3 separate regions of the Homo sapiens genome follow, and all the other regions are linked to region 2. A link is a contact called in ENCODE Hi-C data. All regions are on one chromosome and are shown on one strand. The core of a region is the stretch at or near the end of the contact, and the rest is flanking DNA. Distances in the headings are between cores, read along the strand shown. Region 1 overlaps LHPP (phospholysine phosphohistidine inorganic pyrophosphate phosphatase). Region 2 overlaps CTBP2 (C-terminal binding protein 2). Region 3 overlaps FAM53B (family with sequence similarity 53 member B).

The links. Hi-C counts contacts between places; a loop is a spot of excess contacts on that map. Pooled maps may share reads with other maps.
Region 1: a loop to region 2 is called in a map with no recorded cell type, with 9 times the contacts of the local background. The contact joins two enhancer-like sites. A Hi-C loop is called at or near these places in 13 of 37 single-sample maps with no recorded cell type and 9 of 50 pooled maps.
Region 3: a loop to region 2 is called in a map with no recorded cell type, with 30 times the contacts of the local background. The contact joins two enhancer-like sites. A Hi-C loop is called at or near these places in 6 of 37 single-sample maps with no recorded cell type and 6 of 50 pooled maps.

What each region holds. Positions count from the first base shown.
Region 1 is chr10:124,599,986-124,603,440 of GRCh38, forward strand. All of the region lies in intron 6 of LHPP (phospholysine phosphohistidine inorganic pyrophosphate phosphatase), which reads left to right. Among named protein-coding and RNA genes, the nearest start is that of FAM53B-AS1, 100 kb to the right of the region's middle. Within about 2 kb of position 1,451, at least 3 of the 41 ENCODE cell types and tissues checked have a DNase peak (open chromatin) inside an H3K27ac peak, as active enhancers do.
Region 2 is chr10:125,063,158-125,066,699 of GRCh38, forward strand. All of the region lies in intron 2 of CTBP2 (C-terminal binding protein 2), which reads right to left. Among named protein-coding and RNA genes, the nearest start is that of MIR4296, 32 kb to the left of the region's middle. RefSeq lists an enhancer at 1-423. Within about 2 kb of position 1,719, at least 15 of the 41 ENCODE cell types and tissues checked have a DNase peak (open chromatin) inside an H3K27ac peak, as active enhancers do.
Region 3 is chr10:124,687,333-124,690,965 of GRCh38, forward strand. All of the region lies in intron 3 of FAM53B (family with sequence similarity 53 member B), which reads right to left. Among named protein-coding and RNA genes, the nearest start is that of FAM53B-AS1, 15 kb to the right of the region's middle. RefSeq lists enhancers at 442-943, 1,571-1,650. Within about 2 kb of position 1,704, at least 5 of the 41 ENCODE cell types and tissues checked have a DNase peak (open chromatin) inside an H3K27ac peak, as active enhancers do.

The DNA of each region.
Region 1 (3,455 bases), core at 201-2,700, 460 kb before region 2:
GTTGGGGCTTTTGCGGAGTGAGGGAGTGAGAGGGTGTTCCAGGCAGAGGAGGTGGCAGAGAAAGGCACCAAGTGAGGCAGGGGCAGTTGGGGACATGAGTGCTCGGGAGCGGGGAGAGGGGGCAGCTGGTGGGTAAGCAGAGGCCAGCTCCAAGGCCCCCCTGTGGGCCACATTAGGGAGACAGGGTCTGGCCTTGTTGGTAGCGCGGCCCCTCGCAGTGATGGGTCCCCTGTCAGACCTCCAGGATCCTGGGTTGCTGGTTTGGCGCAGCCCCGGCTTCTGTGAGCTTTTGTTTCTGTTACTGGCACCTGCAGCTCTTCCTAGGCCCCTGCCCTGGGGCACTGGTGCCTGCTTCGCCAAAGGCACAGAGGGCTGCAGGCGACTGGGGCAGGGTGGGGGGCTCGCCTCTTAGGGCTCAGCTTCACTGGCCAGAAACAGGGCTGGCTCGATCTGGGTGTTGGCCTGGGTGGGGTGGCCAGCATGCCCACACCTCTCAGTCTGGATGTGGGGAGAGGTTGTTCCATCCAGGGCAGTTGGTCTCCAGAAGGAAATTCTCTGTATCTGGGTGCTGCAACCTAGGTGCCCGGGGTCTCACGCAGTGGGGCCTCCCCGGAGGAGGTGAAGTGCATGTGGCCCCTCGTGCTGGATGGAGCTGGACTCTAGGGAGGACCAGGAGGGTGAGCTCAGGCCAGGGCGCCAAGGCCCTGAGCCCCAGGGGCCTGCCTGTCTGCCCATCATTCCTCCACTCATGGGGAGGGACTGCCCCCCAGCCCAGATTTCTAGGAGGGCCGAGGCTCACAGGAAGCCAATGCCAGGCGATAACCCACAGTCCCCAGTGGTCAGTAGGAAGGAGGCTGCCTGCTTGTGTGCTCATTAGGAGCCAAGGCCATGAGGCCACTAACGGAATGTCCCTGATCTCAGGGATCTCAGTGTGGAGGTGGCAGCACACAGGTAACCAAACAATTGTGGCAGATTGATGGGTGCTTTGATGGGGTCCACACAGTTACCGTGGAGTGCAGAGTGGGCACCTAACTGAGGAGGCAAGGGTTGGAGGGAGGAAGGTTTCAGGGAAGACTTCCTGGAGGAGGTGACTTGTTCTTAGGGAATGAGGCCCAGGGAGCTAAAGCTTTAGGGCAGGGCAGCAGATTCAGAGACACCCCCAGGGGTAGGGGGAAGTGCACTAGAGTGACGTGTGCCTGGCGTGGGAACAGGGAGACATTAGAGAATAGTGGGAGTGTGGCAGGCTGGGCCCGCCTTGCCCCTTTCAAGGAAGCAGCTGCCGCGTCACACGCTGCAGCGCAGTGCTGCCCATGGTTTGTCGGCCCATATTGTGGGATCTTTCAGATTTTCTCAAGAAGCCAGGTTTCCAGCTCCTAGGTTTGAAAAGTTCTATGTGCGCTTGACCGGGGGGCCTTACGTACGTGAATTGGGTGAGGGCCTGAGACAGGCGGGTGAGCACTTGCCCCACACTCCAGCCAGGATTGGGGGTTCAAGGTACCGCATTTGCCACGTGAGGGAGTCTCTGGAGACCACCAACCCGCTGGTGGGCGGCCAAGCGTCACCACCAGTCCCTCTCAGTGCGTCCCACCTCTGTTCTCAGCCCCTGCGGTGCCCGCAGTCAGTGGGGCAGTGAGAACCGCGCAGGAAATAGCTGGCGCCATGGTGTCGGTTCTGGTTGACAGAGTGCCACCTGGCTAAACCCAGCCGTAAATAAGCCCCGTTTCCTCCCTGTGGACAGAGACTGGTGGGTGCCAAGGTTCACGGCAAAAACCCTTCCCCGCCAGGCCCCACTGCTCTCTGCCTGGCTGGCACACGCCCTTGCCTCAGGCCTGGCTCCCCGGGTCCTGTTGACCACCAGGCTGCAGATCCCAAGGAATGCAGGCATCTGGGTGGCCCCACGTGGAGCACCAGCCATGGGGAGGCCGTGGGCTACCAGGCCCTGCGTGCACTCGCAGCATGCACCACTCCTTCTCCAGGTCCCGTTGACCTCCATGTGTGCTGTGCCCCGTCCTCCGCTGCACTGCCTCTTCGTAGTGCCCCAGCTCCATCCGGGGGTGGGTGGGAGTGGAGACCCCTGCCTACAGGCCTCCGGGTCTAGCCAGAGTCAACCAGCCCACCAGAGACACCCAGATGCAGGCTATGCCCCACGTGCCCAGGGAGGATCTGCTGACGTGAGCCCAGATTTCGATTCTTGTGCGAGGGAGACGAACCAGGTTTAAACCCCAGCTCTGCCACTTCTGGCTGTGACTTTGAGCATGGCTGTTCATCTCTGGGGGTCTCTCTCCTCATCTCAGAGAAGCAGATCATGGTGCGCACCCCATGGCGCGCTGTGCAGAGCACATAGAGACGCCACCCACAGCTGGCTTACTGCAGAGGTGTGGGCCCATTGTGGTATCGCTGATGTCCTGGAGGCCACAAGTCTGCTAGCTAGAGGAGCCTCACCTGCATCCCGGGGCCTGCCCACTGGCTGGTGGAGAGCTCTGGGTTGTGGGCAGCAGGCAGGCCTATTTCCAGTGAGTCTGTGGCTCCTGGGGGTGTGTGAGACCTTGGGCAGATCCCTTCCTGTGCCTCGGTTTACCCACTAGGGCTCAGAGCCCTGGGGGACTGGCTCAGTGAGTGCCTCCTTCTGCGAGGAGAGACTTTTGTCCTTACTAGCCAGAGGACAGGTCAGCCGGGGCAGGCTCTGGGCCCTGGGCACCACCCACTGGAAGGAAAGGGGGTTCAGTTAGCCCAGCCCTGCCCCCCAATGGAAGAAAATTGGGGTTCAGTTAGCCCAGCCCTGCCCCACCCCAGCTCTTCACACATCCAGATCCAGATGGGGGCCAGACCACCAGGAGACTGTAAGGATCCAAGGCCGAGGGGCAGGAGACGCAGTGCGCCCCTCTCCTATTTCTGGGTTGCAACCGCCCACACATGTGCACACAGGGAAGATGTCTCTTTTGGTTGGGGGGCACAGGACCCCACCTCACTCTTAGCTCTGAGACACCCTTGTCAGGCCTCCTGGACAGGTGGGAGGGACAGGGCAGGGTGGGGTGTGGCCAGCTGCAGTCCCTGGGAGGGGTACTGGGGCTGGGCCAGGCCAGGGCAGGACAGAGTTGGGGAATCCAGGCCCCTCACCATTGCCCTGGCTCTTTGTATGTAGTGCTGCCTGCGGGCGGCAGCCTAGCTGGACACCTGCAGTGCGCTCATGCCCAGCCTCTGTGGGTGTCTGGCTCACCCCACGTGGGAGGAAGGCGGGCACGGGTGGTTTGGGCTGGGCAGGCCCAGCCCGGGTGCACAGCTTTCTCATCCACACACACATTCCATGTGTAGGGGCTCAGGGGGAGGGGTCACCTCCTCCCTCCCCACCCCTCCTTGTTACAGAGGAGCAGATGGCCAAACGGATGGGGGACAAGCACCTGACAGGGCCACTGCTCCTGCTCTCAGCTGGGCCAGTGGGAAAGGGAGCTTGGCAC
Region 2 (3,542 bases), core at 469-2,968:
ACCAAAAACGAACAATGGGAAAATTATCACATTATCCTTCTACGAAGCAATCTGGAAAGCTAATTACGTGTTACTCTGCGCACATCTTCATCTCTGATGTGGAAACAGCATGGGCGAATCGGTCTGGTGGGGAAAAACATCATACTTAAGAAATACGGAGAATTTATTTCTCCGCAAGCCACATACGTGTTTTACCCCACACGTCATGAGGCCTGTGGCACCCCGATGGGGACTGAGCATTCACTCTTCTGCCCACGTGAGGAACCAACAAAAGCTGGCAAGGACACCCCAGGATAACACCCAAACACGTCGACTCGTGCGAAAGGCCTCATGCACGATCCTTTCTTGCTGTGGCAAAACCGTTAAGTTTCTCTCAACACACACAAAACCGAAGTAAAATGCTCATCCTCTGGCTCCCCTACAGTAGTAAAAATTAATTGCCACATAAAATTGCTGATTCCTACCAAATGAAGCTGTACGATTTATCAGCTCATGGATGGCGCAAACTCAATGGTGGTTTAACTACATCACCTGAGTTATTGCTGTGTTTTCTCTCAGTGACAGCTTTACGGGGAATGTAAGTTTTGCGAATTCATTCATGTAGGACAAACTTCCAAAGTAAACAAAAGCATTAAGCAGACACAGCTCTCCCGTGGCTATGTCACAGCGATTCTCAAAGCCACAGGGTGTCTGGGCAAGAAGGGTGGACACCCCGTGTAGGGACCCCTGCAGCAACTCCATCAGGCACGGTTTTCCCCCACCCCCAGGCTGCAGTGCCACCTTCCAGGGGTGCTCTCTGCTGAAGCCCTCAACCCCCCGCACCCCAACTTTAGAGGCCATCGTAATTTAATTATCCAACTCCAATTCCACATAGGAATCCAGTTATTTAAAATGCATTAAAAAAATAAATCACTGCCAGTAGGTTTTGTATTTTTGGCCAGGACAAAGAATTTATAAACAGCTTATATATATGGTGTGGAAGACAGTTAGATGGTGAATACCTCAGGGAACACCATAGTCTCCTCGGTTTTCACCAGAGTTTGCCTGGGAGCCGGGACATCCCTATCATTTTATGGGCTATTTCTGTTTTCTTCATCATTTGTCCCCTGTCCATTAGACAACAATGGATTGATCTTTTTCTAATCTGAATTAGGCCAGGCACAAACAGGTAAGTTACCTTCCGGTTTCCATAATTACGGGAACAGGCAAGTACTTCTTCCAAACTCAGGCCTTCAGAGAAAAATAACTGTGGTGGGAGGGGTGCAATCCCTGGGGAAACAGCGTTCTTGGTGAGGACAATGCTGAGGTCACCCATCGGTCTCCGAAGAATAGCAGTTCTACTTCTCAAGGGAAGAGAGCCCCAACTCTAAGAATTTCAGGTACATGAAAAAAAAGTGCCACAATCCATTGTCCAAGTTTGCCTTATGTTCTATTTATAGTCAGAGTGCGTGCTCTGAATCTGTTTTAGAATCATGTTCTTCAGGACAACTTGAAATAAAAATCAGAGAAGTTTAGTTTCAAAAAAGGCAGAGAGGTGACTATCCACCCAGGAGACTTCACCCATTCCCGCCACGCCAGTGTCCCCAGTCAGCCTTGACCCTGCTTCCCTGACTGTGTAGTGAGATGTGGGGATTCAGCCCAAGGCTTGTGGTTAAAGACAGAGGAAGAAAAGACAAAGAATGAAACCTTTCTGGTTTGGTGACTTAGCTCAGAGCTGGTCTGGCTCTTCTCTACTTTCTTGCCAAGTTTTGCATATTTGGGATTTCAGTTTCACAAGCTTCCCCACCTCACTGGTTTTACTGCTTAACGAGCAGAGAATATGCTCTAATGATTATCTGAAACACACCCACAGGTAACCACAACTGTTTCACACAGAACAGGAAATGCCCAGCAAAGAAACTCTCACTTGATGATGAAATGTTTGCCACTAGAAAATACATCGTACTGTCCCCATTCCATGGGCTCCCCAAACCACTCTGCACAAAAACTGTGGTTGCGGAGGGGCTGCTTGACAGACTGTTCTTTGACTGGGCTCTTCAGGTTCCAGTCTTTCCAGGGAGGTCCAGCCATCATCAGATCCAAATGGAAGTCTTGCAACTGGGGCACTCTGCTTGAACTCAAATGCCCCCAACAAGAGCCTTGTTCTCTTTGTGATGATTTCCTGTGCTGCACACATGAATCTGTGCTTTTCTCAATGTGCACTTTTTAAAAAATTGAAAACAACCCAAGGATGAGTCAACATTTTAATGCAGCTCATACCTGACTGTCAACTTCAGCAAAATAAAGGGAAGGAAGAGCAAAGCCCGCAGGGGCTTTGGGGAAGGCGAGGTGGCGAAGGGAAGAGGCAGGATCCGGCTAACAAATGCCAGTATCAGGGAAATACCAAGTCCACATCCTGCGCAGTCAGCTCCCCAGGATTTGTTTTTGTGGGTCTCTGAGCTGAGAGCTAAGGGGGCCGGAGGGAGAAAGTGGGAGGTAAAGTTAGAGGAGGGACTCACTGTAGGAGCACACTGCCAGCTCTTGTGGCCAGCCCCAGTGGAAAAGAAATCCCACTAAATTTACATCCATTCGTGCTCCATATGAAGAAGCTGAGGGTCACTGTCCTCTTCTAGCTATTTCATTCAGCTGGCTTTCCAGTCTATCAGAAAAATGCCATCATCGGCTGGGTGTGGTGACTCTCACCTATAATCCCAACACTTTGGGAGGCTGAGGTGGGCGGATAGCTTGAGCCTAGGATAGCTTGAGACCAGCCTGGGCAACATGGCGAAACCCTGTCCTAAGAAAAATACAAAAATTAGCCTGGCTTGGTGGCATGCGCCTGTAATCCCAGCTACCCAGGTGGCTGAGGTGGGAGGATCGCTTGAGCCCAGAAGGCAGAGGTTACAGTGAGCCCTGATTGTGCCATGGCACTCTAGCCAAAAAAAAAAAGCCGTCATCTTCTTGATGGTGAACTCCCTCTAATGCTCAGGCTGATGTCCTAACACCCAGGACAACGTCTGAGTGACCAGTGGCTCTTGGCTGAGGGATGTGAGCTATGAGCCCCTACATCACAGCTTCTGTTAACATGGCGATGGCTAGGCACAGGCAGCCACCCCTCTACCAAGCCACATCCCAAATCCTAACCCCAGCAGAGCCAGAGACTCAATGCTTTGTGTCACATGGAGCTACCAACATCAGGACCAGCGAGAAATCGGGAAAACATCAAGTCAGAACGTCCCGTGCCTTCTAAGCAGTCAGGTGCATGCACCATGCTAGGTGAGTGCAGGGCAGGAACGGAAGGCAAGCAGGGTGCGCAGATGTAACGGGGGAAGCAGGCACGGCCAAGCACCCTAGAAAGTGCTGTCATGTTTCGTACAGGAGCCTGCTGGGGGTAGCTCACGGGGACTGGAAGCATGGCCCTGAAGTGTGGGCAGCATCTTTTCTGTTTGCACGACTCAAAGTCTGCCTGGTGGAGGAGGGTGACACCTGCACAGAAGCCAGGGAGCACAGTGCACCAACCTTCAGTGTAATCTCCAGTCCTGCCACTGACTCGTGAGCTGTGT
Region 3 (3,633 bases), core at 454-2,953, 380 kb before region 2:
TCAAGTCACAATTGTCATGGATGTAGGAGTCTACTGAGCAACAGTCACTTGGTGTAGTGGAAAGGGCAAGGACCTGGGTTCAAACCTCAGCTCTGTAAGTTACTCAGTTCCTCGTAGCTATTATGAGAATTAAATAGGCATCTCATACAGGGCATAGAGTAGGCTCTCAAAAACAGCAGTCATCATAAGGATAATTAACGGTACTGGAAAACGCTCTCCTAGCTGAGGCTTGACTCAGCCAGAGCTGCAACAGGGTGCCAGCCTCTGTGGAATCCGGCTGGAATGGAAACCTGGCTTCTCTGACTAGGATTTCTCAAAGTGTGACTTCTGGGCCACCTACAGGAGCATCCTTTGGGGGTGTTTGTTAAAATGCAGGTTTCTAGACCCCGTCTCTGACTTGGTAAATCAGAGTCTCTCTGGGTAGGCATTTGCATCTTAATAAGCTCCCCAGGTTATTTCAATGCAAAAATGTTGAGAAATGCTGTTCTGGAAAGCAGATGACATGGAGAACTGAGTTCTCAAACATCTGTCCGAATGGCGGCCCATCCAGACCATCCAGCACCACTGCCCAGAAGCTTCAGGAGGGTTGACAATTCTGGTCTCTACAAATTTGAATTCATAACAACACTGAAAGTTGGTGTTTATGTTTTGGTTTGGGCTAATTCCAGGAAGAAGTATGGAGAAGGATCACTTCACCCATCAGAGGTTTCACAGGACAGGATGGGGACCCTCAGGGCTTCCTTCTCAAGCTACACAACATGCTCTTGATGGACAGCCACTAGCAAAGGCCTTAGAAGCTAACTCACTCCTATGAACAAGATGAGTGTGAAGCCTCCCACTTTCTCCCTGAGAACACGCAAGGGCCCATCAGCTGTGTCCTAAAGATACGCAGAAGGGCCCCCCATCCATCTGCAGCCTGACACCAAGCCCCTGGCAGACCTGAGCAGAGCGCGATGGCCCACAGCCTGAGAGCATGGCACCAGCCCATTCAGTTCTATGCTGCGCCTGTTGCTTTAGCCTTTAGGGCATGTAAAGCTTCTCCACGTCCCCACTGAGCATTATCTTCACAAGTCTGAAATGATACACACGAGAGCGTGTGCATTTGTGTGTAGCGTAAACACACAAGAGCCTTTGCCTGCAGATGGGAGGGTGAACACACAAGCATCCCTGGGCCCAGTTCTCTCACAGTCTTGGACAGACTAGGTAAGCAAGGTCTCTTCCAAAGCTGAGGTTTGATGACTGAGCTTGCAGTTTCTGACTTTTGACTATGCCACAAAGAACAGGAGAATGAGTTGCCTACATATGCAGAGACAAGGACTCAAATTCCCAAATTCGCACTCACAAGGCTCTGGTCCTGCCACCGTTTGACTAAGAAGGGCAGAAGACTGCTGTGTGCACAGATCCTAGAGCTTGAAGCAAGAAAAACACTCAGAGGAATACGAATGGCATTTGACCTCAAATGTTCTTATTTCCATTCCTACCCTTAAATTTGAAGGAAAATTCCCAGGGCTCCAGATTCTTGGGGGACTATAAACCTTCATATTTTCAAAAGATAGAGGAGCTTTATAGCCCTAGAGAGCTCTGTGCTATGTTTTCGATGGTGCCTTATGGTCACATAAGTACAGAATGTGGTTTCCAGAAAAGGTTAAGCACCTCAAGTACAGACCAAGATACGAAATGCCCCGATTAGCAAGCCTGCTGTCAGATCACAACCAGCTGACTCATTCTTACATTTCACACCTATCTACTTGTGCTGACAATGAGTATCTCTCCCCTGCCCTGTAGGTTGGGTTGTGCTAACTTGGCCTCAGGGCCACAAAGATTCTATGCTTGGTTTGGGGAGAAGCTCACCAACCCATCAATGGGAAAATCAAGAGAGCCGAGGTGTCTTTCTGAAGGCGGTTTTGCTAAACTGATCTTACGAAAAGAACATGGGGGTGGGGGGGACACAAGCAGGGCAATGACATGAGCTCCCCCACAATCGTCTCATCTGTTTTTAAATGGACTTTAGAGCCTCTGGCTCCCTGGAGAGTCTCTTTGCCTGTATGACCAGAAGGAGACTCAGTTCAGAGCAGTGTCAGGAACAAAAAGTCCTCGGGCTTTGCCTGCCAGGCCTCAGCTTCAGGTCCTGCCCACGCACCTGGGATGGACTGTAAAATGGCAGCTGTGTCTTGGATTCGGGGACAGCAACACAGGACACCAAGTTCCTCACACAAGGCACAAGGAACAAGGGATTCCGATGGCTAGAGGTAATGCACCATCAGGCCCCACATCCAAGGAAGAAGGCAGGCGGGTCTGCAGGACTCTGGGAGGTGACAAAGAAGCTACTAAGGACAAAGATCGGGGTTCAGAGCCATTACCAGGGCCCTGCCCTTACCAGCAGAGTTGGGGTGGCCCATGGCAGCTGCCACTGCTTCTGGGAAGTCTTTGCTCTTACAAAAAGATGCCCAGTGAGATCCTCACAGTTAAAAACCACACCAGATGGGGCACTGGGAAGAGGGGCCTCAATCTCACCATCTGCACAAGGCTGGGTAGACTAGGGTCTTGTGACAGCCCTTTTGGGTCTGACCAGGACTTCCTATTCTACCCCTCAGCTCCCACAGGCGTTCATAAATGTACAGGGAACAGCTAGTATTTGCACTGGCAACAAGAACTCTGAAGGGACAACAAGGTCAGTTTGGTCCATCTCCTCTGGATTTCCATCCTGATTGTGGGTGTGCACAGAGCAAGTGAAACGGGCAGCTGCTGGTGATGCATCTCTTAACTGATGTACACAGCAAAGCGGGGCGCCATTAAACCGACGAGGGAACTGGCGACAGGCAGAGCTTTTCACGAAACTGTCAATAAATGCATATTTACTGTTAATCAGCTAACACTCCAATAGGGTCCTTGCTGAAGCTGAGAAAGAGCATGAATGTGCATCCCAAGCACGTGACTCATCTCATGGGTTGTCACAGCAATCTCCATCTGACTGATGGGGGAAACTGGGCTTCAGAACGATGTCACATCTCCCCCATGGACACACATCCAGCAAATGACAGAGCCCAGACGTCAACCTAGTCTGTAGACCCAAGGTCATGCTCTTGCAGTTGGGCCAGGCTGCCTAACTTGACCATTTCTTCATGTGGAAGGCATGGCACCCAGACAGGCTGGCAGTGGCCATTCCCTGTCCTCTGGCACTATTGTGGTCCCCTCCCCATCAGGTGAGCCCAACCTGGGTAAGAAGGCAGCCCTGGGAAGCTCTGTCTTCACTCGTCACTGGCAACAGTTACCATGTGCCAACCACATTTTACATCTACTTCCATTCTGTGCTTTATTATTCCTGAAAAACTGCCTGAAACCAATGAATGGTACAAGGAAGAATTTACATACCCTTTATGGACAAACTATTTTAGAGATTTTTAAAAATCACACATATGACCATAATAAAAATAAAAATAATAAAGCAAACCCTAAAAAGTCATATATATATACATACTTACATATGGATGTAATTTTTTTTCAATGAAAACAAATCTCATTCTAGCCTACACTGGTTAATGAGCAGTCTCTTACTGGAGGACCTGGCCCAAAGATCACATTCAAAATGGCTGTCTCTGCAAAAGAGAAAAAGTGGCAGAGACCAAAAATTGG